Regions from separate parts of the Mus musculus genome. Here regions 2, 3, 4, 5 and 6 are each linked to region 1. The links are chromatin loops, found by intact Hi-C in ENCODE. Cell type or tissue: heart. All regions are shown on one strand.

What was found. A loop is a pair of places that touch in the nucleus more often than their neighbours do. Peaks named below come from ENCODE experiments on the same cell type or tissue, not always from the same donor. Only the 100,000 strongest peaks of a DNase experiment are listed, where the experiment ranks them.
Region 2: it touches region 1 in a loop (2.6-fold over the local background); 5 of 42 quality-filtered maps call a loop at or near these places.
Region 3: a loop joins it to region 1, with 5 times the contacts of the local background. A loop is called at or near these places in 8 of 42 quality-filtered maps.
Region 4: a loop joins it to region 1, with 4 times the contacts of the local background. A loop is called at or near these places in 17 of 42 quality-filtered maps.
Region 5: it touches region 1 in a loop (6-fold over the local background); 22 of 42 quality-filtered maps call a loop at or near these places.
Region 6: it touches region 1 in a loop (2.4-fold over the local background); 2 of 42 quality-filtered maps call a loop at or near these places.

What each region holds. Positions count from the first base shown.
Region 1 is chr2:75,586,357-75,591,356 of GRCm38, reverse strand. The region is part of intron 2 of Gm50595; the gene reads left to right. Among named protein-coding and RNA genes, the nearest start is that of Gm39853, 25 kb to the left of the region's middle. In heart, CTCF peaks have their summits at 945 (motif pointing right) and 2,574 (motif pointing right); a DNase peak (open chromatin) is centred at 976; H3K4me3 peaks cover 988 bases; H3K27ac peaks cover 325 bases; H3K27me3 peaks cover 389 bases.
Region 2 is chr2:75,468,450-75,473,449 of GRCm38, reverse strand. Gm50595 reads left to right here. Exons shown (of 7, transcript XM_017319380.1): 4 at 2,826-3,037; 5 at 4,234-4,294. Among named protein-coding and RNA genes, the nearest start is that of 9430019J16Rik, 27 kb to the right of the region's middle. In heart, no CTCF peak of the experiment used is centred here; a DNase peak (open chromatin) is centred at 2,929; H3K4me3 peaks cover 244 bases; H3K27ac peaks cover 1,038 bases.
Region 3 is chr2:74,962,231-74,967,230 of GRCm38, reverse strand. No RefSeq gene overlaps it. Among named protein-coding and RNA genes, the nearest start is that of Gm46748, 97 kb to the left of the region's middle. In heart, a CTCF peak has its summit at 2,673 (motif pointing right); DNase peaks (open chromatin) are centred at 1,600 and 2,680; H3K27ac peaks cover 424 bases; H3K27me3 peaks cover 430 bases.
Region 4 is chr2:75,149,841-75,154,840 of GRCm38, reverse strand. The region is part of intron 2 of 2600014E21Rik (a long non-coding RNA gene); the gene reads right to left. Among named protein-coding and RNA genes, the nearest start is that of Gm13652, 14 kb to the right of the region's middle. In heart, CTCF peaks have their summits at 2,139 (motif pointing right) and 3,668 (motif pointing right); no DNase peak of the experiment used is centred here; H3K4me3 peaks cover 310 bases.
Region 5 is chr2:75,310,275-75,315,274 of GRCm38, reverse strand. It overlaps 2600014E21Rik (a long non-coding RNA gene), which reads right to left. Exons shown (of 12, transcript XR_001783367.2): 9 at 4,133-4,258; 10 at 2,264-2,684; 11 at 1,228-1,396; 12 at 1-251. The region is part of intron 3 of Gm39857 (a long non-coding RNA gene); the gene reads left to right. Among named protein-coding and RNA genes, the nearest start is that of Gm34401, 27 kb to the right of the region's middle. In heart, a CTCF peak has its summit at 2,836 (motif pointing right); a DNase peak (open chromatin) is centred at 3,884; H3K27me3 peaks cover 1,069 bases.
Region 6 is chr2:75,354,933-75,359,932 of GRCm38, reverse strand. All of the region lies in intron 3 of Gm39857 (a long non-coding RNA gene), which reads left to right. Among named protein-coding and RNA genes, the nearest start is that of Gm32927, 2.6 kb to the left of the region's middle. In heart, no CTCF peak of the experiment used is centred here; a DNase peak (open chromatin) is centred at 2,942.

The DNA of each region.
Region 1 (5,000 bases):
CTCCCCTCCCACTGAGGTCCACTCCCTTTCTGTCTTTCCTTAGAAAACAAACAGGCTTCTAAGGGATAATAATAAAATATAATGAGATAAAACAAAAACAAATCAGAATCTAACAAAACAAACAAACAGAAGGCACAAGAACTCAAGAAAAGGCACAAGAATCAGCTGCAGACAAAGAGACTCACTTCTTGGCACACCCATAAAACCGCAAACCTGGAATCCATGGTGTATACACAAAACCTATAAAGTAAAACTAATTGTAATAAAATAACAGTAACTTTTTCTTGCACCACCACTACCCGGTGTATTTATTTATTTATTTTAATAAAAAAGCTCTGACGTAAGGAGTTAGGAGACAAGGAACCTTAAAGTCACCACTGGGTTCCTTTTCAGTCGGCCTCTCCTGTTGGGCACTGCAGCCTGCCCTTAAGAGTGGTTTGTTTCTCCAGTGAGACTTCCTTGGAGAAAACAAAATTTTCATTTCCAAGTGGTTATAGATTGGAGAGAGTTTCTGGATTAGCACTGTGGAGTGTGTCCTCTCCTCCTTTCATCTGCATCTGGTGCAGGACACCCCCCCCCCCCCGCCCCGCCCCGCGTGCTACCTCCATCTCTGGGAGTTCATATGTGCACCAGTCCTGTTGTGTTTAAAAGTCTTGTTTCCTTGGTATCTTCCACCCCTCTGGCTCTTTTTGCCTCCTCTTCCCCTCCGGGTTTCCTGAGCCCCAAAGGAAGGGCTGAATAATATTTATATTTGAAAAGACAGTCTTGAAGCTTTTGTGAGTTAATGCATTTGACACTTTCTTTTAAAATATGTCCCCTTCCTCGTCGGTTTGACTATAGTATGAAGAAAAGTGTATTTATTGGCGAACTATAGGGGTTGCAGATTTTTATATAACCCACCATGTCTTGATGACACCCCAGGCAGATCGTGTCCACTAGGTGGCGCGCATGGGCCTTCGCTGTAATGCTGTGGGTTTTCTAAACCAGGCTAGGGAGCGCTGTGCTATCCCTGGTGAGGCAGCTTGCCCAAGACCAACTCCAAATGCCTTAAGCCTGGGGTTCCCACAGCTGCAGCTTGCAGCCTGATCAACCTCAAACCGCAGGCTGCAAAACCAGAAGCCCCTGAAGCGGCTTCAAACCAAAACACTGAGGTGGACAATGCCATGGCTATTTAGAGGAAAGGGATAAAGACACGAGGGGAGCATTAAAAAGAACGAGATCCTTCTGCACTGGTTTTCATGACAGTATAATTTTCTCTCATGTTGTAAGGTTGAGCACAACGTGAAATCGAGGCTAGATTCTGATGCAGATTTCAGAGTGGGAGGGGAAGGCATTTTGTTTTTCTTTAGGAGAGCGCCAGCTGATTCCCTTTATTTTCCAGATGAAACGCTGACGGCTTTGTCATAGTTTTATCCTTTATTACTGGTCTAAAAAGGGACAGGTGTCTTCCTTCCAATCCGAAGCAGCAAGTAATGGCTTTGGCATCATTTCTTTGCCTCTTTTAAGTTTATGGAAACCCATTTCTCATTGTTAGGCTAAAGATGCAGATCAGAACGGAGGAGCCTGATTCTTGTCACAGGAAGGCTGCTTCTCAGGCGATTAGAAAGCAGCAGCCGGGAGTCTTGACAGGAACGCGTGACAGATAGCTATGGCAACGCAGTTACAGACCCCGCACGCAGGGCCTCCAAAGCCCTGGGTTACCCCGCACGCACGCGTACAACTCTGCTTAGGAGCAACCCTGAGACCGGTTCTACGCGTTTCTGCAAAGCTTGCCTGTGCTGGTTTATCTGAGCTGGCTGAAGGCGGTGGGGGAACACGAGGCCTTTTTCCTGTAGTGTAGCTCAATGCAGCAGCATCTCTGTCTTGGGTTCAAGGGTACCCCGATTCTGTAATTACAGATCGGCAAGCTCATTTTGATTTCGGCCAAAATAACTCTTAAAAAATTTAAAGGTATCTTTGTGTGTCTGGTGTTTTGCCTGCACCATATCCTGAGCACAAAATAAGATTTTTTTAAAAGTCAAATTTATAGTTCCTGTAAAATAATAATAAAAGTACCTTTTTTTGTACTTGCCCAGGGTTCTTATGTATGTAATCCTCTTTTTATGGTGCTGATGGCAGGCTTTCAATGGATTTCTTAAGATCTCTTCCAATGGTATATAATCTTGGTTCAGAAATATGCATTAGTTCAACAAACCCAGACAGAAAAGTAATTAGGGGTGTATGGAAATAGTGGAGTAGGGACAGAGTGATTCTTTTAAAATGGGCTTTCCTAATAATTTCGTTTACTTAAAGAAAGGTGGGTGAACTATCTGCATTTCTGGAAGGCGTGTTGCCTCTTATTCAACCTGTGCTTATTGTTTCAAAAGACAGGAATTAACAAGCAGAAATAAAGCACCTTTTCTACAGCAAAACATTTAATTTTACTTACTAAAATGTTAGATTTCAATACAGACCCAGGAGCCAGCAATGTCTGATATATTACTAGAGAAACATCTGGAAGTGGCTGTAAGGACGGCTGAGTGAGTGTAAGGTTCGCGATATCATCTCTGGATGTAATATACTTCTTACCTCTGGGTGGCGCTGTTCAACTGCTTCTTGTTTTTATGTGCCGTTGAAAACCTTTGCTTCCTGTTAGATGCATTCCTGAAAGAATCTGTTAAAGAGACATTTCCTCTATCCACAGTTACGCCTTAAATAACTTTCTTGTCACATGGATATAAATTTAAAGTGGTTGTGATATGCCATTTTAATTACCAAAAGATGACCAAATAATATTAAAGATTGTTTATATGGGCAATTGGCCAGGTTAAAAACCCGATCTCATCTTGCTGGAGAAGAAATCATCTATTTACATTTTGATAGGCATTTAACCTGAAAAGACCATTCAAACACTAGAGTTTTAGTTTAAATTTGTTGTCACTTTTAAATCCATAAAGATGTTTCAGTAGAAGCCAGTTTTATGAAAGGGAAGGGTAGATATTGGGAAAAACTCCAACCAATTAAAATGTTATTTAAAAATCTAACATTAGTCACTAAGATAGTATTTTCACTTAAATTCAAAGCTAAACACCTTCAATATTAAACAAAACAATACAAAACAAAACAACAACAACCACAACACACACACAGAACAAAAACCTTCAGAAACCTATCTTTATCTTCAGAATTCTTCTTTCCAGAACAGGATTGCTTTAGTAAGTAGCAATTATGTTTACAATCTTGGAAAATGTATGGTAGGTAGCCATTACATCTCTTACAAACCCACAGTGAGTTAGTATTGTGGGCCAAGAGAACACATGTCGGTTGGTTTTTAAGACGTCTAATTCTTTATTCAAAACTCAGGGCCAGTCAGAAATGCCAGATGAAGGGGTTATAATGCCAAAGTTAATTTTGTTTTGTCATATACAAAGTAGTTAATGTAAAAATTATTGATTGATATTCTCCCTCTTTTAACTCTTTTAGGACTCAATATTTAAAGCAAAACTAATTTATCTAGGTGTTCTACTGCACAAAATTAATTCTACTGGGACAGGCGAGGCCAAGCCTCATTATGAAACGGTTGGTTCCCTTGCTGAACCAGCCTAAGCAGGTTGCTTTAGTTTTTCAAAATTAGGTACAACAAAGAATTTAACCCTTGAGATGCTGGGGAACTGGCCTTCAGTATTATACTACCTGGGCCATGGGATGGGACAGGAGACATGTCTTCTCCTGTGGGTTCTGCCTAGGACACAGGTGAGGTGAGGTGATTTATATACCAGGGTATGTGTTCATTAAAACCAGTGTTTTTCAGCCTTCCTAATGCTGTGACCCTTTAATACAGTTCCTCATGTTGTGACGATCCCAACCCTAAAATTATTTTCATTGCTACTGCATAGCTGTAATTTTGCTACTGTTATGAATTGTAATGTAAGTATTTTTGGAGATAGAAGTTTGCCAAGGGGTTCCCACTCACAGGTTAAGAACCACTGATTAAAACAATTAATCGAAAATATTCCTTGGGGCGTGGTGGCACACGCCTTTAATCCCAGCACTCGGGAGGCAGAGGCAGGCGGATTTCTGAGTTTGAGGTCAGCCTTGTCTACAAAGTGAGTTCCAGGACAGCCAGGGCTATACAGAGAAATCCTGTCTCAAAAAAAAAAAAAAAAAATATATATATATATATTTCTAGTATGTACCACTGTATTTCAGACCTTGCCTTTAAAAATGTGTGTGTGTGTGTGTGTGTGTGTGTGTGTATTGGGCATGGTAGCATATGCCTTTAACCCCAGCATTCAGAGGCAGAGGCAGGCAAATCTCTGTGATTCTACATAGTGAGTTCCAGGACAGCCAGGCTACATTGTGAAACCCTGTCTAAAAAAATTATATGAAAATAGTGAACTTCTTTCCCTGGGTGGCCAAATAGTTGTTCAGATTTGCTTAATTTCTGAATTAAGTATATATTACTGAATTAAGTAGTATAGCCACTAGGCATTGGTTATTGGGTATAGCTATAGCTTTCCTTCCCTCCTTGTGTGTGTTTTTCTTTTAGTATTTGTGCAAAAGTATTATTGGGGATTTTAAAATGTCTTTTGTTTTTAGTGTCTGAGGACCAAACCTATGAACCCTGTCACTGAAGCGCACCTCTAGCCCCGCACGTCTGGTTGTGTATGTACTTTTTGTTAAATGTAGCCGTCCTAAGCATGGAAAGTCTTGAGGCTAAGCTACTTCTTTTGTTCATTTTGAGCATTTTGAGCGCATTTTGTTTTCATAGACGTAGTTTTCTTCATTTAATGTGCCTCATTTCCCACCAGAATGTTACGAGTGGGTGCAATATATTTCCTCCTTGTAGCTGTCAAGGAATACTTATTTGTAAAAAAAGATTTATTTATTTTATGCATGTAAGTGTTTTGTCTGCGGATATGTATGTACACCACATGTGTGCCCGGTCCCCAAAGAGGCCAGAAGAGGACATTAGGTCCCCTGGAGCTGAAGTTCTGGACAGTTGTGAGCTACCACACCAG
Region 2 (5,000 bases), 120 kb after region 1:
GGCTTTTCTTGCAGTAGAAGTTCATTGCTCAGGAAGGGGAAGAGAAATTTATGTAAGGAGGAGAGTCCTTAGGGTTCCGCCCCAGGCCAGTGAGGCATTTATATTCCAGGTGATGCTCACGGCTCAAGGTCAGCCCCGCTATCCAGGCAAAGAAAGAACCCCGACTCCTTATAAAGAGTTCTCTTTCTGGGAAAGTGAGGTAAGCCACATAAACAGAGGAGACCGGGGTGCTCTGATGTTGTAGCTGTGCTGTGTGCTGACATCCTGCAGACCCTATCTCTTCAGTTCTTCTCTTTTTGGCTAAACAGCTGGCCCGTCTTCAAGGCTGATGCACCATTAGCATCCCATATGAATTTGGCCTATGTATGGCAAACAAGGTTTATTACTAGAGAGAACAATGATTTGGCTATTGTTCTTTAGTTTTTTGTTCTTCTCACTAGTGCTGGGACAACAATAAGGCCTCGGTGAGATCAGAGCCAGTTTGAATACCAGGTCTGAGGTCTTGATTTCCTGTCTTAGCTGCTGTGGGTGCATTTAGAGATGACCAAGGAGTGTCCTCTCCAAATATCGTACATTTCGATGGCGGAAGCCAGAGGTAGGCATCTCTGGTTTTAAACATTTAAATAAGACGTTTCCCTGTGAAAGCTGGCCCCGGGATCCATCTTCATAGGCCGGAAATAGAAAAGTGAAACCGACTAATCCATCAGGTCGAATTTCTAGCAGCCCAGTTTGCTTGCGAGAATCATTTTTGGCTTGGACATTTTAACCAGGAAACATAACATTTCTCTATCCTATTAATACCAGCTGTGGGTAGTTGGTCAGCATTGATATTCACTGCCAGATGTTAGCTGAAACCTCAAAAAAAAAAAAAAAACTCCTTTAAAGTAAGTTGTAATGCCAACATTTTATAAACCTGAGACCATGTGTTTTATTATTTTTCTAGACCTGCATTCCTGAGAATAATTTCAATTATGAAACCTTATGATTTGAAGACACATATTTGTTTATGCAGATAGTAAGTGTATGTGGAAACATTATAGATAGTATCTAGTATCCATACATCCCTTTAATTACTATGAACTTAGCCATGTAAGTGGGTGAATGGGTGATGTCCTGACCTCACACATTGCTACTACTTTCTTGATCATTTTGGATCCTTCCAATGGAGTCAATCATGCCCATTGCTTGGCTTTAGTTAGAATCAATAATGAATGACTTTGTATTGTCATGTTTTGACCATTGGTGCAATTCAACTTAAATGATGGAGGCCCAAAGGCCCGTCTTGCTTTTCTTATATACCTATTTTTGTTGTTTGCTTGTTTGTTTTGAGACAAGAGTTTCTCTCAGTAGCTCTGGCTGTCCTGGAACTCACTCCGTAGATCAGGCTGGCCTTGAACTCAGAGATTCACTTGTTTCTGCCTCCTGAGTCCTGGGTATGAAGGTGAATGTCATCATTGCCTGGTTATTTACTTATTCTTTTAAAACCATTTTAGAGATTAAAATATAATTAATTCACTTCCCCTTTCTTTTTCCTCCCTCGAATTCCTCTCTATACACCTATTCTTAAAATGGTAAAAGATCTCTCTAGAAATGGGAAGTCCTCTTAGTGGGACTGAGCAGGCTGCCTTTAGACCAATTGTCAGACATGTTCACAAGGGCAAATGCTTCAGGAAATCAGAGTCCTACCATGTCCAGGGAGAGGAATTCTCAAAATCTTTGCTGCTGGAGCCACTGGGCATTTGTGAATCACCCGCTCAGTGGCTGCCAACCAGGGACTCCCACCTCAGCTGGGCACTGGGACTTTCAGCGTAAGAATTGCTGATCCCTAATGCTGAAGATTCTGAACTAGTCCTTTTGGGCTGGCATTTGAGCAGCAAATTCTCTCTCTCTCGATCTCTCTCTTTTTTTTCTGTCTGAGGCATGGTCTGGCTCTATAGCTGAAGCTGGCCTTGAACTTGTGTTCTTCGTGCATCAGCTTCCTGTGTGCTGGGATTCCAGCCCATGCTATCACACACTGCTGCCTTTGCATTTTTAAAAGATTTGTGCATGATTATTTTGGTATTTAGAGAGAGTTAAGAATAATTGTCTCGTGTAGTTTGAAGGCAAGCTTATAATAGTGCATCAAGTAGGAGACTACAGTGAGGGGGGCACTCAGCATTGCTCAGATAAACATGTCTTATTTCAAGACATGAACAGGTTTCTTCTCTCATTTTCTTCCCCTCCCTCCCTCCCTCCCTCCCTCCCTCCCTCCCTCCCTCCCTCCCTCCCTCCCTCCCTCCCTCCCTCCCTCCCTCTCTCCCTTCCTCCTTTCTTTTTTTTTACTTTTTGGAGGGAGGAGGCAGGGCCACACTATATAGGTTTAAATGGCCTGGAATTTGCTATGTAGATCTGGCTGGCCTCAAAACTCACAGAGATCCATCCGCCTCTGTCTGCTGAGTGCTGGGATTAAAGGTGAACATTACCACTGCCAGTCCGAAGCCTTTTCCTTCTCAGAAGCCCCCGGTCCCTTCCTGAACGACATGTAAACACTGTGTGGACCCTGTTTTCATCACATCCCAGGAAACCGCAGCACTCTAACCCCACCACTTCTAGGGCAGAGTCCCACACCAGAAGCCACAGTGCTTCCCCTGAGAGACCGGTTTTCTTTATGGGACACAGCCTTCAGTGAGGTGAAGAGATGCGGGGGCACAATAGGCAACATACGGGGTGGGGGTGTGAACAGAAATCAGCAACTCAGAACCAGATAGACTGATTTCGTGGGGGAATGTGGGCCCTGGTGAGCCTTATGATTTTTCTCAACCAGCACCCCGTTTCCGTTTCTGCAGCTCCCCACAACCACAGCTCTGAGCAGCGTGGGAAGACAAAGACAGCTGTGCCCGCTGGCGGCCTCAGATGTTCCCACAGCAGCGCTACACTGCAGGGTCCCCAGGGTCATCAAATATGCAGAAGGATGTTGGAGTCCTTTGTATCACAGCCAGAAATGCCATGTGCTCGGCGTTGGATCGCACTGGGCTCTTGTTCCTGCCAGTAGAAGATTGTGAGAAAGGGGAAATGGCTCTTTTATCAAACTGTATGCTGATAGCAGATTACGGGTGTCTTTGTGAGCTATAGAATGACAGATTTTCCAGGTTCTTGTTCAAGAAAAATGGCTAACTGAGAACTGTACTGGAATAAGAGCCCGACCATTCCAGAAGAAAATCACTGTCCTTAGTTCTCACTGAAATCCATTTTTAAAGGCTACAGCCTGCCTGTCCTCCTTGAGAAGAGCCAGCCTCAGCCTGCACCGCAAAGCCTGTTGGGTAGTTAGCTGCTTTTAGTTGATTAGCTCGGGAAAACTAGAGCTACCTTGAAACTCCCTGGTGGCTGGGGATGCCGGGAAATGCCACTGGGTGAAAGAGCACATGGCCACACAGCAGATGCCTCCTCCATTTCCCTTCAGACGTGAGACTTCTTGCAGTGGGAGATATACAGCTTTCATAACTGAGAACTAGAATATCCAACTTGGGTGACATTTTTTTCCTCTTCTATTTAAGCTGTTTTTCTTTTCTTTTTTATTTTAAAGATTTATTTATTATATGTAAGTACACTGTAGTTGTCTTCAGATACACCAGAAGAGGGCATCAGATCTCATTACGGGTGGTTGTGAGCCACCATGTGATTGCTGGGATTTGAACTTCGGACCTTCGGAAGAGCAGTCGGGTGCCCTTACCCACTGAGCCATCTCACCAGCCCCAAGTTGTTTTTCTTAACACAGCTAAGAGTACTGTGTTTTCGGAGTTTTGTCTTTTCTGAATGACTGGGAAGATTAACAGGAGCTTAATATTATTTCACTGGTCAGTGTTGGCCAATGGGAAGAGTAAGTGGGTTTCTATACCAGCAGCCCTTGGTCCAGTTTAAGCAAACATTTCCTAAGTGACAGGGATGAGAGAATAGAAATTTGTTCAATAAATTTGCCAATGAAAAAGTAGGGCATGGTAGTTTGCCTCTTATTAGAGCTGGTATTAAACGGTGTAAGTAAAACGGAAGAAGAGGAGGAAAAGAGGAAGGAACAACAACAACAACAGATACATGGAAACTGTGAAAGTTTAGAAGGCTGGTTATGTGTAGTACTAGGGCAAACATCACAGCACAAGCCGGGACCTGTTATTTACAACACACCTTAAGATATAACAAATTGTGATCAAGATCCATGTCTTGGAACAAACAGGTCATCAGCTGTCTTTTTCACACTAGGTCAACGGAACATGTCCTCTGCACAGGAGGTGGTAAAAATGGAGCCCTCTATGATTCTGAGGTGGGTCGCTGCTTTCATTAACTCTAGGCTGTAGCCTCGATGGTTGCTGGCCTGAAAGGCAGGCTGAGTACATGTGTGGATTTAGACTGAGGACATCCACAAGGCTCCCACGGAGGGAGAGATTCCGACTCTAACGAGCTGAGCGACCTTGACCCAGCCCTTCAGCATCGAGGGCCTTCCTTTTTTCAGCCAGGAAACAGATCTCCTCAGGGAGTAATGAGAAACTGAACTGTTCTCAGTGTCTGAGAAGATGTAAAGAAACCATGTTAGTTTCTAATAAGACTATTTCTTAAAAAAAAAGAAGTTCATGTAGTGGGCAAAGCTCTTTCTCATTATTTCGTTTTAAGTAACGTTAGGTCTATGAGTTGTACCCAGCATTAGGTCTCACTGGGAGGTTCCTGTGTGTGTGTGTGTGTGTGTGTGTGTGTGTGTGCTTTGCTTGGTCTCATACTTTGTCTCCTCCCCCCACTCTCACTCTCCTTAACCCATCCTATCCCCACCATGACCATTCCACAAATGTCAGACTTTTATTTTCAGGACGTGTCTGTTTATTTCTTTTCTTTTCAGAGTCCACATATTAGAGACAATGCTATTTATTCTATGTCAGGCCAAGTTTGCTCTGGATAATTTCTGGTTCCACCTCTTTCCCTGCAACAGTGTGATTTCATTCTCTGTGGCTAAGCAAACTCTGCTGTTGCGTGTGCCA
Region 3 (5,000 bases), 620 kb after region 1:
AACCTGATAACCACAGATTTGGATACACGCCACCACATGCTAAGTGGCAGAATCGAGTCCATTAAATATGAATGTTCTTCCTGGTCTGGATGTTGGCTCAGCCGTATTGCTAACTATGGGGCTTCAGACAGGCTACTTGTCTATTTAGAGCCTCGGTTTCCTCTTCTGCAACAGAGAGATCTTGACAGCACTACCTCCCTCAAAGGGCGACTGTGAAGATGAAATAAGACACCAATGCAAACGTCCACAAATTATCAACAGCAATATTAACAAAGAGGAAGGAGCCAGATTGTGGGCACAACTCAATGCTAGAGTTTCTGTCTAGCTTATATAAGCCCTGGGTTCAAGTCCCAGCACCAAAACAAAGTGACTTCTGCCGGTCTAGGAAGGAGGTGGCTCATACAGGAGGATATAAGGGAGGCTGTAGTTATCCATGGTTCCTGAAAGTAGACCATCGGGAGTTCTGATTCTGAAGACGACATGCCCTAGCTTTAGGAATTTGGATGAGTTACTTCTCATCAACATCGTCTCTTAATTCTTACTGTTAAATGAAACTATGTATGCTGTAGGGTTGTGGTAAGAGTCAATAAAAGTACTAGTATATTAGATATGTTCAGTAGATATTCAACCTCCACTGATGGTGGGTGTTATTGAAGTCCTTATACTCCAAGGAAGCCGTGCCTAGCACTTTTCAAACTGTGCATAATGACAAAGCAGCCCTCTTTTGGGAGATGAGTATCCACACTACAATACTCGGGGCAAAATCCCATGGCATCTCACAACGGTTTTCTGTGAAGTTAAAGCCACCTTCTCTTCTCAGTACTGGCTTGGATCCCTTATAGGACATTAGAAAGCTCTCTAGAGAGGCAATCAGTGTCTATAGCGAGCTTTGGACACAGAGAGTCCACAATAAAGCCAACCATTAAGCAAACTGTAGCCCTCCATAAGCTGATATTGTCGATTCAAACAGTATCCCTGTCTGTCCGGATTCAACAAGACACTAAAGGCGTGGTAACTCCCGGAAGAGGAGGAAGGCAACAGGCAGTAAGCATCAAGAACCTGCTTTTGGTCTCAGGAGGATGAAGGCGCTGGGGTGGCCATTTCAGCCCTTGTTATTCCTCTCATGTGTCCTAGTAAAACTAAATTACAGATTTCTCATCACTTTTGTGATTCTCAGACTTTGGTGTGCATCAAAAAAACCCAGAAAGTTTGCCAAAACACCAGTGAGTTGGTCCTACCTAGAGTTTCTTATGTAGTACTTGTGGGATGCCCCCACCCCACCCCGTCCGCAGATTTCGGCTGATTTCCCGAAGGTGACAGTGCCGGGCTGAGGAAAGCGCCTGCCTAGCCCAACGGAGGAAGGTTTTTTCGAAAAAACACAATGGCGTTTTGGTCTACCTTCCCCTTTAAAAGAACTCTGACAGTAGTCTAGCCTTCCCAGTCAAGTTCAGTAAGTGCGTCCTGGGAAGTTCCTTAGGGTGGACCCTCAGAAAGGCACTGAGTCAGGAGCCGATGGCTTGCAGCTGCTCTGATGAAACATCCTGTAATCAGAGGCTGCTTGTCTTCGGCAGACCTCCCTTAGCACAAAGGGATCCCAGCCCAGCTGCCTGCTCCTAGTATCCCGGAGCAAAGCCACAGCTGGTCCCTAGGCCGCTTCCCTAATGCTACTAGGAACCAGTGGGTGTGGTGAGGACCTGGGGCCTCTTCGGTAGACTTCCGCCATCTCCTGATTTCCTTCCAGTCTCCACTGTCTTGAGGGAAACTGCTGAAGGTTTGGTTACCATGGCAACCGATCCTCTTTCCAAGGGGAATCCTGGTGTGTGATTTGATGGGGGGGCTACACCGTTTCCCCCCCCCCCAAAAAAAAACCCCAACTATTTTACCAGGAAGAAATCTTTCTTTTTGCAGTAAGAAAATTTTTTTTCCTATCCAAGAACCTCATTTTACATGGCAAACAGTCCTTGGAAGAGTGTGAATTTCCTTATCAAATGAAGCCTGCACCGGCTAGCAGCAGAGGGCAGTTAGCCTTCACCCACAAAGGGACGCTGACAACAGCAATTTTGCCTCTCTATCCAGTTGCATGGAAGTCTTGCTTGGGGTGGGGGGGGCACCTTCCTGGGGGATAGACAGAGGGTGTCTGAGGCCACATATATCTATACACATGCATGCACACTCACACACACACACACACACACACGATAGATAGATAGATAGATAGATAGATAGATAGATAGATAGATAGATAGATAGATAGATAGATAGATAGATAGTTGAGACTTCTCTCTCTTCCTACTGATGGTGATTCATTGAAATCCTATGATCAAAAGCTAAAGACTAGGGACAATGGGCACATGCCTTACCTCCGTTTGTCGTAAAATAGCTGGAATGCCCTTTAAGACTGGAGTCCAACTACGGAGTTAGTGTGCTGATGATATTCAAGACAATTGTACCTGTGAGATATATTTTTTAAATGTTTTTGCTGTCATCTATTTTAAGACCTTAAGTCGAGTTACACATAAAAGAACTAGATCCAGGATGTTTGGGGGGAATTAACAGATGATATTTAGCAAACATGTGGATGGGTCATAAGGAAACATCTGCAGAGAATCTGAGTTGGCACTGGGAAAGGCAGCTGCTTTAGGTTATGAACTGAGCTGAGCTGACGCAATTGAAGGAGCCTCCAGCAGGGGGCACCCTTTTGCAGTAAACTCCGTGGCCTTTATAGCGTTGCTCCTCACCAGCCGACCTTACACATAATTGGCATTTTGAATTCTCTAACCCTCTGCTTCTTCCTTCAAAGCAGACACTCCCCTCGGAGAAATCTTCCTCCCATCCCTAATGAAAATGAACATTTTGATGGGAGGCAGCTCTTGTGGCAAGGATTAAAAGCAAAATCTGAAGAAAAAATAGACAAGTCAATGAAATTAAATGTAGGTTTGTGAAGAAGGTTGAATACATGCCCACAAAAGTTAAAAGATGGTCTTGCCTGCTTTCGCAGCCGGCTGAAACGGCACAAGGAATTCTTAGACCGTCTCATAAAAGCCTGAGCCAACTGTGTGCATGGGTGTGCACATAGGCATCAATATTAAAGTGACCCTCTGTCACTTAACTTCTCAAGGATGAACGGTGTTACTGACAGTGTGGGTATGTGTGAAAAGGACCCTATTTTCTCCAGCCTGTGAATAAATAATTGAAACAGTAGCCCACTCATAATCCAAAACAATTAGCCCCATTTTATACAGACCTAAAACATCTTGAAAACAAATAATTTAGGAACATACAGAATGGTGCCTTCAAACCCAGAATCATAAGTTGAGACTCAAGTGGCTTTATTGTAATCTCTTGCCTCAGACTCCCCAATACTTGGATTACAGGCAGGCACAACTACACCTAACTAAATATTTTAAATAACTTATGTATTTTTTTCTTTCAGATACAATTAGACAGTTTAGCTCATTGCCTCATGTATGCTTCGCAGCTCAGTAGACACATTTGGGCAGCGTTCTCATTTAAAACTTGTTATGGATTTTTTTTTTAATTTGATAGGTTGGGTTTTTTTTTTTTTCATTTTCTTGTAAAGATTTTCTTGCTGGGTTGGTTATTGCATAGCTAGCTCTTGCTGCCCACAAGGCTTCACTCTTTACCATTTCAGGAACATTTGGAAAGCTAATTGAATTATTAATCAAGCTCTCATAAAATCCCAGTGGTTTCTCTCACTGTCCTGGGCACTCTGAAAATATTAAGTCCTCTGAGCCTTATCAGGGGCCCCTACTCTCCCACTTGATCACACAGTGATAAACTGAGACAGAATCAGAATTTGAACCCAGGAAGTCTGAAGCTTAAATCCAAATACTTCACCATGCAGTATCCCCCTTCTCTCTCTCTCTCTCTCTCTCTCTCTCTCTCTCTCTCTCTCTCTCTCTCTCTGTATACAAGTAATAGCAGTATCCAAATTCAGCTAGTATATTAAATGTCGCTGGTACATATTAGATGCTCAACAAAAGTTGGTAGTGAGAGAAGATGGCGGGGTGTGCATATACTGACTGACTCTCAACACCCACTTATAGAAGCAGTGCGCACCAGAATTCAAGTATCCCCGCCCTCCTAAACCTTGCTGAACCAGTTTGCTCACCCTCAGCCCTATTTCTCCGTCTCAGGATAATTCTAGCAGAATCTACTTCATAGGGTTATGGTCTGGACCAGGTCTTTGGAGGGTTAGCTCTGTGTGGATCCGGTTGGAAGATGGTGATACTCGCTACAGTCTCATTTAGAGACGTTTTATGTAAGGGCTTAGTCTGTGGTATCCTAAGAACAAAATCTTCTCAACCCGTCCCCCACGTGAGGTCAAGCAAGAAGCAAGTTCAACCCTTTCTTGAGAGACACAGAAGCATTTGATGATCAATATCGATCTGGGGAGGGGGTGAAAGAAAAGCGAAGATTAAGTGCGCTATTAGAAAATCGGTTATGGACTGAAATTTGCAAGGTTTACAGAGCTCCAAGTTCAATATTCCACCTCTAGAGCCAACATTCTTTAATGTGTGCAAGAGGAAGCTATAAAGTCTGCCCTTGACAGACTCAGGGAACAAGGAAATGGTAATGGGGAGGCTCAGATGGACCAGGCTCTGGACAACAGCAGGGGAGTAGGTTAGCCCCTTCCTTCCTCCTCTCCTCCCCCCTCTCACCCCCAGTTTATCGCTTCTTCCCACCGTGCTCTCACCCACTCATTGAGCCTTCTCCTGTTGCAGAGATGGCATGGGGGAAGAGCTGCCAGCTGGCCTCAGAGAGTGACCAGGGCTGATCACTGCCCGAGGTGGGAGCCATTTCCTCAGATCACCACAAATATGTAAAGTCCACCAGGAAGTTCCACTCGTGTGCTGAACTTTGGGTTCTCATGGCCATGTAGTCCAATTTCAAGGGAGACGTTAACAGCCTTTCCCCCGGTTTCTCTCCAGTCCAACAGAAATGTACACTAGTGAGAACCATAGTATTGCAAAGTAGGT
Region 4 (5,000 bases), 440 kb after region 1:
TTTCAATCAAGCAAGAAGAATGTTAACCAGGAGGGTTCCTCCCAAGTCCCCCTCCATTCCTCACCCATGTCGGATATTTACTTTCATTTTGTAGGCGCTGTTCACAGCCAGGCTTATGAAATCTGGAATTCATCTCTAGACAATAACTAATCCTTACTGATTACCAACAAAAAAGTCAACAAAGATATTTTCCTGTTTACGTTCTTATCAGACTGTATCAGAACCAGCTGTTCTCAAGTTTGTTGTTGCTGCCTTTTTTTTAATCCCAAAGGATAAATTCTCCACACTATTCTCTGAACACATGCATACAAACCTGCCTCTTAATACATTCTTGCAATTCTAGCTGAAGTATTTAAATGGGTGGGGAGGAGACCCCCCATACTCTTCTGTGACTCAAGAATAGAATGTCCTACCTCTCAAGGTTGACTCTCCTTTCAAACTCGGGATATACTAGAATCTGCCCCACCTCGGCAGTGTCCTGCTTTGCAAGGGTGCCTCCTGACTCTGCTCAGAGTGTCTGTGTGGAACTTTGTGCTATCCGATGTAACTTTAACCTATAAAGTGGAGACAACGGTAGGAATATGAGGATGTTGCAATTTCAAACCAATAACAGGCGACCTCTCTGCTCTGCTTCCCATCAACACCAACCTCCTGTGAGATAAGCAGTGAGTAGTTTGCCTTCTTGGAAGAGAGGCATAATTGTTGCATTGCCAAGGAGGCAAGAATGTGTAGTGGTCCAGCCAACGTGGCTTTGTGGAATGTGCTGCTATCCGAGTTGCTATATAGCTCTGGGCAAGCAGTTAACCTTTGGTGTCTCGGCTACTTCATCTGTAAAATAAGGATAAGAGCTGTGCACAGGTGTGATGCCTGGACTAATTAGTATAATTATCATTATTGATGGGAAAATAATGCTGGTCACTGATATCATATCTCATATTAGCACTAGGAATCATTTTTATTTCCTCTACACAGGATCCATTTTATAGAAGTCTGTAAAAAAAAATCTGATGACAAGAGCCATTTGTATTCAGAGCCTGGGATGGTACAGTCAAACCAATAGTATCTACCTAAGCTCAGCTCCTTAGGAGACATTTGTGATCATTTGTATTTAGAAATTTTCTAAATGTAGGCTAAATATGTACACTACAGAAACTCTAAGAAAGTTCTCATGGCTCACCCTCAAGTAGTAAGCTCCACGGCAGAAGAATGCTTCCCAAGTCAGAACGAGGCAACAACATGACCTTCTAGAACAAGTCTAGATGGAGTCCCAGAGTTTAGAGAAATCAAAGCCAACTCCAAGTGTATCCTGAAGACATTGTTCATATGTCCAACATCATCCACTGCTATGTGGCTATCTGCCCCATAAGGACCCCAGGTCAAGCAGCCAAACACCAGAGCAGACAACAGAACTTCAGATGCCATTGTTTCAGGGCTGTGGGGACAATAAAGTGGACCTTACTTCCACCATGGTACAGCTAATGACTTCATGCATCAATGACAGTGCAATTGAGGAAATTAAAAAAAAAAGTCTTTCTCTTGATTCTGAGCTAAATATTTGAATTATTCTTCCCGTGATTTTTTTTACATGTTGGCAAAAAGTGACAATGAGCCATTAAAGGAAGCATGGAAGGCTGAAGCTACCAAAAAGGTCAATGCTCAGTGCCACAACGATACAGGCCTCTGGATCCCTCCGAGTAGACACACATTGATGACAGGAAACCTTAACTCCGGCTGTGAGTGAGTCCTTCCCGACTGGAATTCTCTTTCCATGAGCTGAGCCAACACTAAGGCTCAAATTTCCAATGTCTGAAGCCCAAAATTACCTTCCTGTCACACAGAGACCTCTAACTTTTCCCTCATATTAACTTCAGAATTCTTGGTAACAACTTCTTCCCACCAGAACCATTAAATCTATGACCGTTCCTGCCTTCACCTATCAAATGAAACATACCAATTAGCATTTTTAGCAGATGTGTACTACATCATTAAACTCGATTAGGAATCCCTTCGTGATCAACATCCATCTCTCTGTGTCTTGCTTGAAGGTTAATAATGTCTGACTGACACGGGGGAAGGGACTGTATTTATGCAGTGAAGACCTGGGTGTGACATCCAGAGAGAACACTTCTGCCTCAGTCCACTAGAGGGCGCTTTCCCAAGATGGGAGAAGGACCAGAAGCAGACCCTCAGTTCCTCGACCTAATGACTGCCATTCAGAGGTTGAGAGGAAGCAGCCTCAGCTTAGCTGGCTCTCTGTTCTCACCATCTGTGGTTTCTCTTTCTAGTGATACCTCTCTCCAAATGTCAGAAGTCAGTGATGGCTAGGTCACAGGATGGTAGCAAGAAAAATTGCCCTATTGGGCTGTCTAAAATAAACATCAGGTTTCAGTCTTCAAAATCGATGTTGAGTGAGATTAACTAGACCATAATTCCTGAGTTTGAGACGTCCGTGGATTCTGCAGCCTTGTGTGTATGGCAGAGTGAATGGCGCGTGTATGTTATGGGGAAAGTGCCTGCATTATATATAATGCATAAGGAAATGTACCTAGCCTTTAGCATACCAGATGTTTCTGCTTAGAAGCCTGAGTTATCTGGGAAATGTAGTAGGACATTTTGCAGTAAATACCCTACTTGATTGACTTGTTTTGAGGCCTCACCACTTAGGCTGATTTAGCTCATTTAGGAAGGAATATAAATTTTAGCAATGAAAGACAAAGCCTACACATTTCCTTTTTTCCTATGTTTTATATTTCATAAAAGGGGTGGGGAATGGGCCTGTTTAGGTGAGCTCTATGTTGGTGGTAAGGTGAAATGCAAGACATTTTCCCTATCTGTAATATTGTTCAGTGTAGCAAACCCTTTTTCTTGTTACAGTACAGTAAATGGGGTGTTTAATTTGGAATTCAATGTAGTCGTGAGTCAAGGTGCAGCAGTTTTATTACAGAAATACAATTTTATTGGAGGCTGAAGATTTAATCTACACCTTACGTAGAGAGCCATAAATGGCAAACCTATTTTACATTTTGCATAGCATCTGATATATGTAATTCCTGGACTAATTTTAGAGTTTGAGGCGGCGGAAGAGTCGCGATACTTAGATTTAAATTCCTCAACGCCTCAGCTACAGATGACATTTTCAAATGAACATTTTCCTGCTTCTTAGTCATGGGTCTGAAGCCACTTCTTCCCTGTGGTGACTAAGCTGTGTACCACATTCCTTTTGCAGCTCTCCGACTAGGTGAGCCACAAAGCCACCCTGAGACAACCTCGAATTGCAGCAAATGCATCCTTTGTTTAAATTTGTCTGGGAGGTCATTCAACTTGAAAGTAAGGTGCCTAGATGATGTGGGCACTTTGCTTCAGATTGTTCTTAATGTGTTGTGGTCATATTTTTATCTGTTCAGATATATGTATTGAGAATAAAATATTTGCAATGTAAATTTTGAAGGATTGAATAGGAAATAAATGTCAGATAGTATTAGCTGGAAAACTAGAACTACGTTTGAATCCAAGTTCCAAATTTGATGAATAATGCATTTTCTTACACACACACACACACACACACACACACACACACACACACACACACGACAGCCTTTCCATCTGTTTGTCTTTGAAGCAATATCCGGAAATCAACATTTCTTACCGCTTCTTCACCACCAGGTGGCGCCCTTTGTTTATGGACATCTGTCCATTCCCCCCACCCCCAAAAGATGCTTCCAGATAAATAGCTCCAGAGCTAAAATACTGTTGCAAACACAAAAATTTAACGTACTGAGATAAAAAAAAAAGCTAGAGCTTTTCAAGCATTGGTATAATAAACCTTGCTTCAAGACTCCTCTTGCTACTAGATTTAAGAGCATCACACATTTTCCTATTTACAATTCCATATCCAAATAGCTGTTGTGTGTGCCATAAACAGTGTCCCAGCAAGTCTGCTTTACACAGCGCTATCATTTTATACTTGTAGATGTTTGGCACCTGCACTCAAAAGGAAAAAAAAATCAAATTTCTGCTTTAGATTTTTTTTCCTGTCTTAAAAGCCTAAACCTCATAGAAAAGAAAATGTTTTTCCTTAGACAAAAGAGAGTGGTGGAGCAGCTGTCAGTAGGAGAGAGTCAGCTCTTCTTCCAGTCAAGTTCTTTTCTCTTCAATTGAAGATCTAGTTAGGGGCAGTCTGAGACCATCATGGCTTTGGTCCTGTTAAAACAGTTAATCTGAGCTAAATGCTATTGACGAAGGTACATTATCTCATAATGGTATTTTAAAGAAATTAATCAAAACATAAACAAAAGGCAATGATATATTGTTTTAAATCAGAACCTCAATTCGCTTGTGGAAAGGACTGTGGAATGAGTTTACCTGAGCTAGCTTCCAATGGCCAACCTTGCCCTGGAAAGGTTGCTTATTCACAATGAAATACTCTGTGCCACCTCTGCCTTGGGTCCGTTTCTTAAGGGCGATTATGAACCACGAGGCAGGAAGGTCTATTAATGACAGACTCATTTGGTATCGTCATAGAGCTCCATTTCTCACTGACGCGCCGTTTCCATTGCATTAAAAAAAATTTTTTTTTCCCTACAGGAATTTTGCTTTCCTTGTGCTCAACACCTTTGAATTTTGCTCACGCATCTGCTAAGCAGTGAGTAGAAGATCTGTGCGTGTGTGCTTTGTTTGAGCGCCCCCGTGGCCTGAGAAATTTGGCTCTCCTGCTGGTGTACAAACTGGTTCTGTAACGGGGAAGTTCAATGCATGAGCCCTTATACAACAGATGCAGCCTCACCATCTTCGGTCCGCTAGCACACAAGAAAATGGTGGCACAGGCAGTTAATGCACTGTGCCCACCAGATCTGCCCTGGAGAGGATTCTATTCTTCAATCTCAGAATCAGGCTGCTATTTTCAAAGGCTGCTAGGCAGTGGCGTAAACGGGTTTGTTTTGTTTAAATGTTCTGACCGACTGTGTTCCTGTTTGTGGGTGGGTGGGTGGGAGGGTGCGCGA
Region 5 (5,000 bases), 280 kb after region 1:
TGTCTCTGCCCCTTGTCCTTTTTCCCAGCCGAAACTTCATAACCCTTGTTAAGGGAATTAGGAAGTGTCTCGAACAACACTGCTTGTCTGATCTCTTCCACTGCTTCTTCCTTTTCAATAAGGGTCCAGGCCAGAGTGAAAGGGAAGGTTATCATATGAAATGCTTCTCAGACGTAATAAAGCAGAAAGGAGAAGGTGGTCACAGCGGCAGTTGTACGAGGGACGGAGTGTGGATCTCTATAGCTCAGTGGCTGCAAAGCAGAAAATGAAGATTGTAAAAACGTCACATAAAGAAAAAATGCACAGTGGATTCGTTTTGCGATGCCCATAATTCAGTAATGCCTTTAAGTAGCTAGAAGAAATATAATAAATGTTTTTCCACAACATTGATCATACTGTATCAGAGGAAATATTAGTGTGCAGGGAGCCATGATTACACTGGTAGTAATTCTCAGTGCAGAAAACTGGGAGAAGATGGGACCCTTTATGGGCCCAACTTTTATTGGCTGCAGTTATTTACCTTTAAGAATACGCTTAATACAATGTCCTATAGCCAAACATTTTGGGGGGAATTCAAACCAGCCTTTTCAGTAAATCAGAAACCCTGCCACCATTTTATAGAATGTATGTATATGTGTGTGTATATATATATATATGTATATGTGTGTATATATATATGTACATATATAAGCATATGCAAAAGTATATATTCATGCGGATGCTCTGATACGTTCCAGAATACAAAAGCAAGGCAATTGACCATGTAAAAATTCTAGGAAGCCTGTAAAACAGGTTCTTCCTCTGTATTCTAAACCCCGATAGGAGTGGACAGGTTTACAGCCTGTGATTCCATCCAAATGTCACCTGTATATATAACATCTCTCCAAAGAAATTAACTGGATTATTGGATTATATACTGTAATAAAATGTGTGGTCGAGGAGAGGATATGCATGCCATGTGACTGAATTTGCAGCTTCTTCTTCTTCTTCTTCTTCTTCTTCTTCTTCTTCTTCTTCTTCTTCTTCTTCTTCTTCTTCTTCTTCTTCTTCCTCCTCCTCCTCTTCCTCTCCTCCTCCTCCTCACCTTCCTCCTCCTTCCTTTCTTCCTTCTCCCTCCCCATTCTTCTCATATCCTAACGCACCAAAGAAAACTTTGCAAAACAGGTCTGGTTTTTTTTTTTCTTTTCTCTTTTTTCCTTAAGTAGAGAAGAAACCAACTGTTTGTACCTGCCTCTTGCTCCTCTGGCAGGAGCTGGTAATGCTTATTGCTGGCTGAAGCTGTGCCGGTACAGACGGCTCCTATGTTCTACAGAAAAGTTCCACATCCACTCTCCGTGGGCTCCAGGTGAACTCCAGAACTCATTCTATGCAGGGCTGGAGTACATGGCATAGACTCCTGCAGAATTAAAAGGAGAGGTGAGACCTGAGCTTGCCCGATGCTCTAGAGTCCTGATAAAGCCCTGTTGTGAAGGTGACTAAGAGGAGCCAGAAGGCAGAGGAAACTCAGAGGGAACAACCACGACAAAGCATCTGGACCATCCAGCATCCGGACAGCCCAGCATCTGGACAATCCGGCTTGCAGTTAAAAGGCTTTCCCCAAAGCAATGCAAACTGGATAAAGACTGCAGTCAGCTGCTCTGCCTCAACCATCTCGTCCCTAACTCTCCTTGACACAAATAGGAATCTTGTCCCAGGCAAAGGCGGTCTTTCCTCCTCTTTCTCCCAGGACTCTTTGCTTGATGTAAATCACAGGCTTGGCCTCTGTAGCTGGACACCTGAAATACATTATGCAAAGAAAGGGTACTTGGAGTTTTTTGTTGTTATGATTTTATTTCAGTGACATTAAATCTTAGCTTTAGTATGTGCTTTCCACACTGGATTGTTTACTGCTTTGTTTGGTTACTGTTTGTATCACAGAGGAGAAAGTTCTCTCAAACTTCCTAAGGAGACAGGTGGTTGGAGGAAGGCCGCCGAGTCTGTGAAGCCTAAGGGAGAGAGGTAACATGTATACCTGGCAAGTCTCTCTGGAGGAGCGGTGCCTGGCATGTCCCTGTGTCGCCTGGTGCACTCGACACTGACATGACCATGCACGACTCCCAGGCTGGTATAACATCACAGACTTCTGTCCCAGTTTCTTGCCTGAGCCAGGCGGGAGACACTTTGTAGGCAGCTTTGTACACGTAACACTGTTCTCAAGCAAAGACAGTTGTTCCTGGGTGTTGGCTTCTTTTTATTAAGGTAGAAAATTTTCTTTTTGTCTTACCTAATTAATTTCCTGGCAGTTGAAAGAGTACAATTAAAAGCAAGGATGTTTCAAGGTGGTTTTCTTTTTGAATTTCCTCTTGGGAATAGTATCCCATTAAAAGCTCAACTGAAAAAGTTTGGTAAGGTTAGGTGGGAAGTCCTGGTCTCTCATCTCTCTTTTCTCTTTTCTTGCCCTCTTTGTCCCTTCCTCCTCTCTTCCCTTTGCTTCTTTTTCATTCATCTATTCTCTTCACTATCCCGTTTTTCCTTTTCCTCCTTCTTTTAATTCATCTTTAATAAATACTGATGAGTTTCCTAGTGAGGTTCTACAATAAAACACGTTCAGGGTTGCAGAGCCTTCCCTGAAGCGTTTACCAACGGAAGGTAGTGAAACTTCTGGTATTGCCGGGTGTGTAGGTCAGGCATCACCCCTTCTGCACCTGCAGAAACAGATGGATTAGGGGAATCAGAGATACTCCTCAATTTTAAAATTAACGATTTTTAAATTTTAAAACAATAAGAATATATGATTATAAAACAGGTTACATTTGAAAAATGAGATACACTTGTAATTATTGCGATAGCCGCTGGATGGCACTGTTGCATACATCTGGTGGAAAACCTTTCCACTTAGCCCGGCATCGGGTTTTGAAGATTTTTAGGGGTTACCTTTTGACTGGACAGATGCCGTCAGACTTGTAGACTGTCTTCCCTTTTGGAGAAGTTGGTCCAAATCTCAAATGTCCCTCTCCACTGAGAATTCTCATCTTTCCAGATGAGGGTCCTCAAACAATTCAGTATATTTAAAAGGAGAGTTATCCTTTTATGATGGTTTCCAACATTATATATTGATTGTAATGAGCACACTCTAAATTCCAAGTGGAATAAGGCAAAAATTAAGCTATAGACGCCCTGGATTTATAAGGTGCCCTCCCCGACCCCCCAAATAGCTTCCAACAGTTTCCTATCTGTTCACTCATCTGATTCCCAGCAGTCTTAGGGAGCTACCTGCTTTAGTTCTTAATGGAGTCAAACTTGAGGTGTGAAATAAAGGCAATGAAGTCATAGTTTGTTCTGGCTTTGCCCAGAGGAAAGCAAACTAAATGTATGCTCCAGGCAGCTTCCAGTTTGCAAAAATCACTTGTTGAAATTTTGCTAGTTCTTGAGTTTATTTTTATTTTTATTTTTTTAGTTTTACCATTATATACTCCATGGACACTTCGGGACTTAAAATTTTATTTTGACAAATATAGGTCATTTTGTGCAGCTGACGTTATACAGAAATTGGACCTGGAGAGTGTTCAAATGCTGGGGGGGGGGGGGGGGGAGACCTTGCCCAGCTAAAGCAGTGAAGAGAAATGGATTAACAGATGGTACAGCAGTCAGCCTTCCATATGACCATGAGCTTCAATGGCGCTGTGTAGTTCAGTGTCTTTCTTTTGACTCCAACTTTGAGCTTGTTTTCTTTAACTTCCTCTTGTGCCTTTGGCCTGGGGAAGCCAGAGGGCTTGGGGGACTACTGGCCTAGATTTTTAGATGGGGGGAGGGATGGAACTCTGTGTTCTAGTGAATTATCAGAGAGCTATGCTGCCTGCCGTCTACGGGATGCTTTGATCCAAAATTTCAGTCATTGTTTCCACATTTAGGGGCTGGAATGAACATCAAAGGAGTGGGTGTACGGAATTTACTGAATGCCAGGGAAGTACAATAACATACAGAGGACATAAGCAAATCCCAGTGGCAAAATTTGCTGCCAATTCTTGTGCATAATAGAGGCCCTAAAGTGACAGTCTATCTTTGACAAATGCATAATGATATCAACGCCAAGGGAAGGAACTTGCATGCTGAAAGGTGAATAGAGGAGTCAGGAACAATTCAGTGGACTTACACACTTCCTCCCTGTGTTTTCTCACAACAAGGAAAGCAGATGTCACAAGTGTATTAGGTAATCGGTGGATGGGGCTGCAGGCTTGCCAGCAGGTCTGGACCAACCTGGCTCTTTCAAGATATTTCTCTGAAGATGAGAATAAAATATGATTATAAGTTATTTATCTTCGGGAGGGAAAAAATAAGGAATAAGTAGAGTGAGAATCACTCTCTTGTTCTGTCTTGGGTAGTTCCAGATTTTAAGGCCCATATGTTGTTTGCTATAACTTCTTCGCCTCCCAGGGCCAATGCATTTCAAACACTCCAGCTAGTCACTGCTCTGAGGAGTCTCAGAAGCCAAGGCTCATTTGTATCCAGAGTCTTTGTTCAAATATGGATTTTGCTTAATTTCTGTGCACATAAAGTAAAAAGCACAGAACTGAAACCAGGCCGTTGTGTGATCATCTAAAAACCTACTTTTCAAGCTCCTTTAAGTTTTAGTTTTGATATAAAAACAATAAAATGACCATAAAAAAGTTTTCAGAAGCGTTGACATTACGAGCAGTCACTAACCAAGGCTGTTCCCAGAATGACTGAACAAATCTGGATGGAATTCTTGAGATGTTAACGGCCATACAGTTCCATCTCTAAATATTTCATCTAGAAGGTGATTCGATGAGGATCCTATAGAATAAGATTCACGCCTCCAGGGTCCCAGAAGCTATGTGGCTATGGATTTCACTGTTGTCACCAGAGTTGCTATGGGAAGGCAAAGGCTGTTTCTTGCCCTCAGTTTGAAAAACTTAGAAAAGGCAGACAAATATAAAGATGATGTCTGTAAGCTACTTCAAAAACAGTTAGACTGGGTATAGAGGTTTTTGAGGAGGGAG
Region 6 (5,000 bases), 230 kb after region 1:
ATAAATATAAGCAAAAGGCTGTTATATCAAGGCTTTATATTTTCCAGAATAACCATAAATACCTCTGTGGCAAGAATAACTCCTCTGTAGGAGAGTTTGGATAAGCTGCTGGCTTTGTGATAAAAAGGACTTGGGGAATGAAGGCAACAGGAGGATGATACCTGTGGCAATTTAGTCAACATCAGGTTTTGAAACTTTATTCATTTGAATGGGTGTGCACTGGTGCTCAGTGCCATTTTAATGCGCCTTGTCCAACAACTAATTATGTTAAACATCTTTTCAAATACTCATATGCCACCCAAATACCATCTTTATCTTTTCAAAAATGAGTAAGGTTTTCTTTATCCATCTTCTTATTTTTAAGTTCTGAAAGTCCTTTATGTGTTCTGTTTGCATGCAGTTTTCCTCATGTCTCTTAATACACTGTGGTAGTTTGAATGGTTCCCCTAGGCTCATATATTTGAATACTTAGTCTCCAGTTGCTGGAACTGTTAGAAAAGGTTTAGGTGGTATGGTCTTGTTAGGGGCTATGTGTGTCACTGGTTATGAGCTTGAAGTTTTAAAAGACTTGCCCCATTCCCAATTTCCTTTCGCTGCCTCCTGATTGAGGGCCAAGACGTGAGCGCTCTGCTTCTCCTGACTCCATGCCTTTGCTCCACCAGCATAGACGCCAACCCTCCCATCAAATGCTTTCATTTATAAGTTAATTTAGTCATGGTATTTTTTAAAAACAATAATAGAAAAGTAACCAAGACAAACACTGACTTATTTTAATTCAGTTTGGAATGTTGAGTGAGCCTAGATAGACAAATTTTGTTGTGACATACTATTCTTTTTATGTACTTCTACATTAGAATCTCTGATACTTTGCTGATTTGTGTGTGTGTGTGTGTGTGTGATTAAGGATTATTGTAGAACTGCTTAATTTTAAAGTAAAACAAGATCCAAAATACAATGAGTTATTTATAACTAGTTTTTATTATTTCCTATTTGTGGATGAGAAATTGGTACCAGAGAAGTTAAATAACTTGACCAGAGCTGGCCAATGACAGAGCAGGCCTTTGAAGCTAGTCACTCTGCTTTTGAGGCTGTCTCTTTAACCATTCAGACCTGCTGCTCCTAAGAGATCTTAGTAAAGCGGATGCCCAGTCTCTAGTCTAGGTGACCCCCTCAGCAGTAGTAATTGAGATAACAGATTAGTGCCAAGGAAAGGTGTCACTATTGTGGGGCATGGGGACTGGATCCAAACCCCACCTCTGCTGTTTGAGCTCCTTATGTGTTCTTCAGTTCCTCGCCTTCAGAACATAATACTCCCACTGTGGTATCCTCTCATCTCTGTGAAGATGGAGAAGATTGAGATAACAGATCTAGAACAAAGCTGGGCGTGCTTCCAATAATAATAAGAGCCCAATGAAAATATATCCGGCTACTTTTATCATGAATACATCTACATGATCACACACTGATGCTAACTTGCATGTCCAGTCTCTGAAGGTACATTTCAAACCTTCTAAAGATATCTCACAAGTAGAGACAACACATAGGTAAGACACAGCAGTTATGGCTAACTTGAAAATAAATGGTGCATCCTTCTGTAAGGTTGTCATTTCATCTTATGCATAGACAGCAACTTAGGAGAGCTAACTCAGGTGTTACCTAGGCTCCTCCTATCTCTAGGGATGGGTTTTGGCCAGTACTTGCAGTTTTTTCCGGAAGTTCTATGTATTCCTGAGGTGGGCCATGTGGGCAGAGGAGAAGATGTGCGTTCACATGGACACTTCTGACTTCTCTCTTTGAGTCCATTTGTCCGTCCATTGTAGAAGATCCACTCTGCATCCAGTGATGATGACAGTGTACATACATTAGGGGGTGTGACCCTTCCTTTGACTTTTGACTCAGAGAAAGGCTTTCCAGGTCCTGTGTTCAATACACTTCACCTGAGCCTTCTGTAGACACAGGTGTATTTTACATGACCCAAAATTTATAGCTCTAAGCCAGTGGTTTTCAACTGTTTTTAATACTTCAACCCTTTAATATAGTTCCTCATGTGGTGATGGCCAATCATAAAATTACTTCGTTGGCACTCCATAGCTGTAGTTTTGCTACTGTTATGAATCATAATGTAAATATGCATGTGTTTTCTGATGGTCTTAGGCAGCCTCTATGAAAGGGTCAGTAGAAAACCACAAAGGGGTCACAGCCCACAGGCTGAGAACCACTGCTCTAAGCTGAGTTATGTGTCTCTTTTGGAGTCATTCCCTCTAACTATACACATTGCCTCATGTGCTTCCTTCAGTCACTTTGTCTCTGAACATCTGCCTCTTGCTGCCTTCTGGGATTCTGGTCCGCTTTGATTTTCCTTTCATCTTTCCTTGGGAGAGCAAGCTTAACTCTCTCACTGTTCAGCTCCTGTGAACCATGATTCTTTGGCTTTTCCAACTTCTCCTCAAAGTGTATCCAGAGATGATCTTAAGCAAATTGACTCTCTTAAAACAAAACAAAACCAAAACTAAAAAAATGCTGGCTGCCAAGATCCTGTTCATTTCTCTCAAACTACGACCACTATGACCCTTGAGATCCTTTTAAGCATATCTGAAGAGCAATTTTATTGTTTTGACTAATTACATGAATGATAGGCTACAAATCTAGCCTCTACAACGTTCTGCACCAAAATAACTGTGCTGGAGAGCACAGTCCCTTCCTTCAAGCACCGGACTCTGGATTTGATTCCTCAGTACCACAAAAACAAAGGAAAGTCCCAACATCATTTGCCAGATAACTTCTGCCAGACTGAAGTAGGAAAACATGAAAATGGATCCAGTATCCAGAAAACAGAACAGAAAAAGCTGTTTTAAAAGATGGAGCATTCTCTCTAGGGTTTTAAGGCTTCTCCTGTTCTTGGCGGAGGCCTCTGTGGTCACCGCTACTTGGCCAGTTCGTCCTGGTGACAGGCCTGCTGTTGTTCCTCTCCCTTCCCTGGTGACTTCTGAGAGCTCCCTGTTTGAAAATGGGTCAACGGCTTGTTTATAAGGTCAAGGAGAAGAGACCCAGACATGCAAGCAGAGATGGGGAATGGCTGTGCCTGTGATCAGAGCTTAGGGGACGGACAAGTTGACATTGGACAGGAGAGGGCAGGTCTGTTTAGTTGAAGGTGCAGAAGGAGGAGTGAGTAATGGCAGGGGAAGTCTAGGCTTGTGGCTCACGATGACCCCTTTACAGGGTAAGGAAGGAGGTCTCAACTCCAGCGAGGGCCTTCCAGAAGTCAAGAGACAAAGGCTGTTAGAACATCAAGGTTTGTCCTCCCTTTCCAAACAACCTTGACTTTGATGTTTTTCTTTCTTCTTTTGTGGCTTTTCAGGGTTGTCAACACAGAGTTCTTTCATTTACAGCCAGGCCCTGGCTGTTGTAGAGGCAACTATCTATTCCTGGTATTGGAAAGTTGCACAGTTGGCACAGGAAGGGGGCAGTCAGGCCTTACTTCCAGGGACTCACCCAACTGTGGAAGCCTGAGGTGTTTCTCAGCCTCCTTTCAGAGGGGTTTGACTCTCCTTCCCTGGAAGCCACCCACCACCTACACCCAGCCCAGGGAAACCTTTCCAAAGGTTGCTTTTACCTTGGTGTGCACAGTCTGTTTCCCTCGATGCTAGAAATGTCTCTTGGGACTCATCTGCTTAATAACCACATAATTGCTTTATATAGTTTGGGTCAATACACCAAGTTTCAGGGAAAAAAAACACCACTAGGTATTCACTTCCATGGTAACTAGAGTAGAGCATAAGGATTTAAAGTCACTAGGGGTACAGCTAAATGGCAGTGTTTCCCAGCAATACCTAAGTGATCTTGTTTCTATTTAACTATTAGTTCTGAGTTACTGCAGTGGTGGGTTTTATTGGGGCGTTTCTCCCATTTATTCTGTTATACTATTTTCCTACTTATCTTCCTCCTTTACCCCCCCCCCCCCCACTCCCTCCTGTTCACCCACTTCTCCTCCCAGGTAGTCTCTCTTTTCTGCTTCCACATCTTGAGTTGTTGAATATCAAATCAAATACCTGCCATGTCTTGAATGTGGACAGCGAGGGAAGGGTAGCAAATGTTGTTGCACATCTTGCTGTGCCCTGTTCTGCCTGTTGATCTGTATGACTCCCTCATATGTCCCTTGTCAGATAGATAGTTCCAGTACTTTGTCCCAAGTTGCTCATTGTCTCTTGGTTGCTTCTTTTGTAAGTAGACGCTCTTTAGTTTGATCCAATTTAGTGTGTCTGTAGTTTGCTTTTTTTGTCTGTGCTACACTCACACATGTGCACAAGTACAACTACACATATGTATGTATATATACCCACCCGGCCCTGCTCAACGTCATACAACATTTTCTTTTTGTTTTAGACACCTTATAGTTTGGGGTTTTACATATTCACTTCATTATTTTAGTGAAACTAGCCAAACTCAGATTCATAAAAGAGCTGTTTCTGTGAAGGCTGATGAAGTATCCTAGCGGCTCTGCCCATCATAGAGGAAAATTGCATCTTCTTTTTCTTCCTTTGTGGCAGTTGGTAGAGTTCATTTGGAGATCGTTTATCTGGAGACAGTGTTACCAAATGGTCCCTATTGGAAAAGTCAGAACGGAGCAGCTCAAGGCAATCATCTTTTTAAAAAGTGGTTTTAAGCCTTATCTAGACCAGCATCATTGAGAGCATCACAAAAGCTATACAGTTGAACCCATGAAAACATGAATATGTATGAACATGCAATGTTCAAACTATTTGGGCTACAGAAGGTTCATGGACATCATCAAACTTAGCAGTTGGTTCTCCTGGGGATCCAGGGAACAAAGATCAAGAACCAAAGGGAGTCACTGAGCCCAGTATAAACCGGTTGTTGTCCAGCATCCCACTCCCCAGACTTTATTTCTTGTTCTTGTTTTTTGTTGTTAAGTTTTGCTATTTACTTGTTAGGTGATCGCAAAATTTATCCCTTGGCTGGGGGTAACTTCCTTCCTGAAG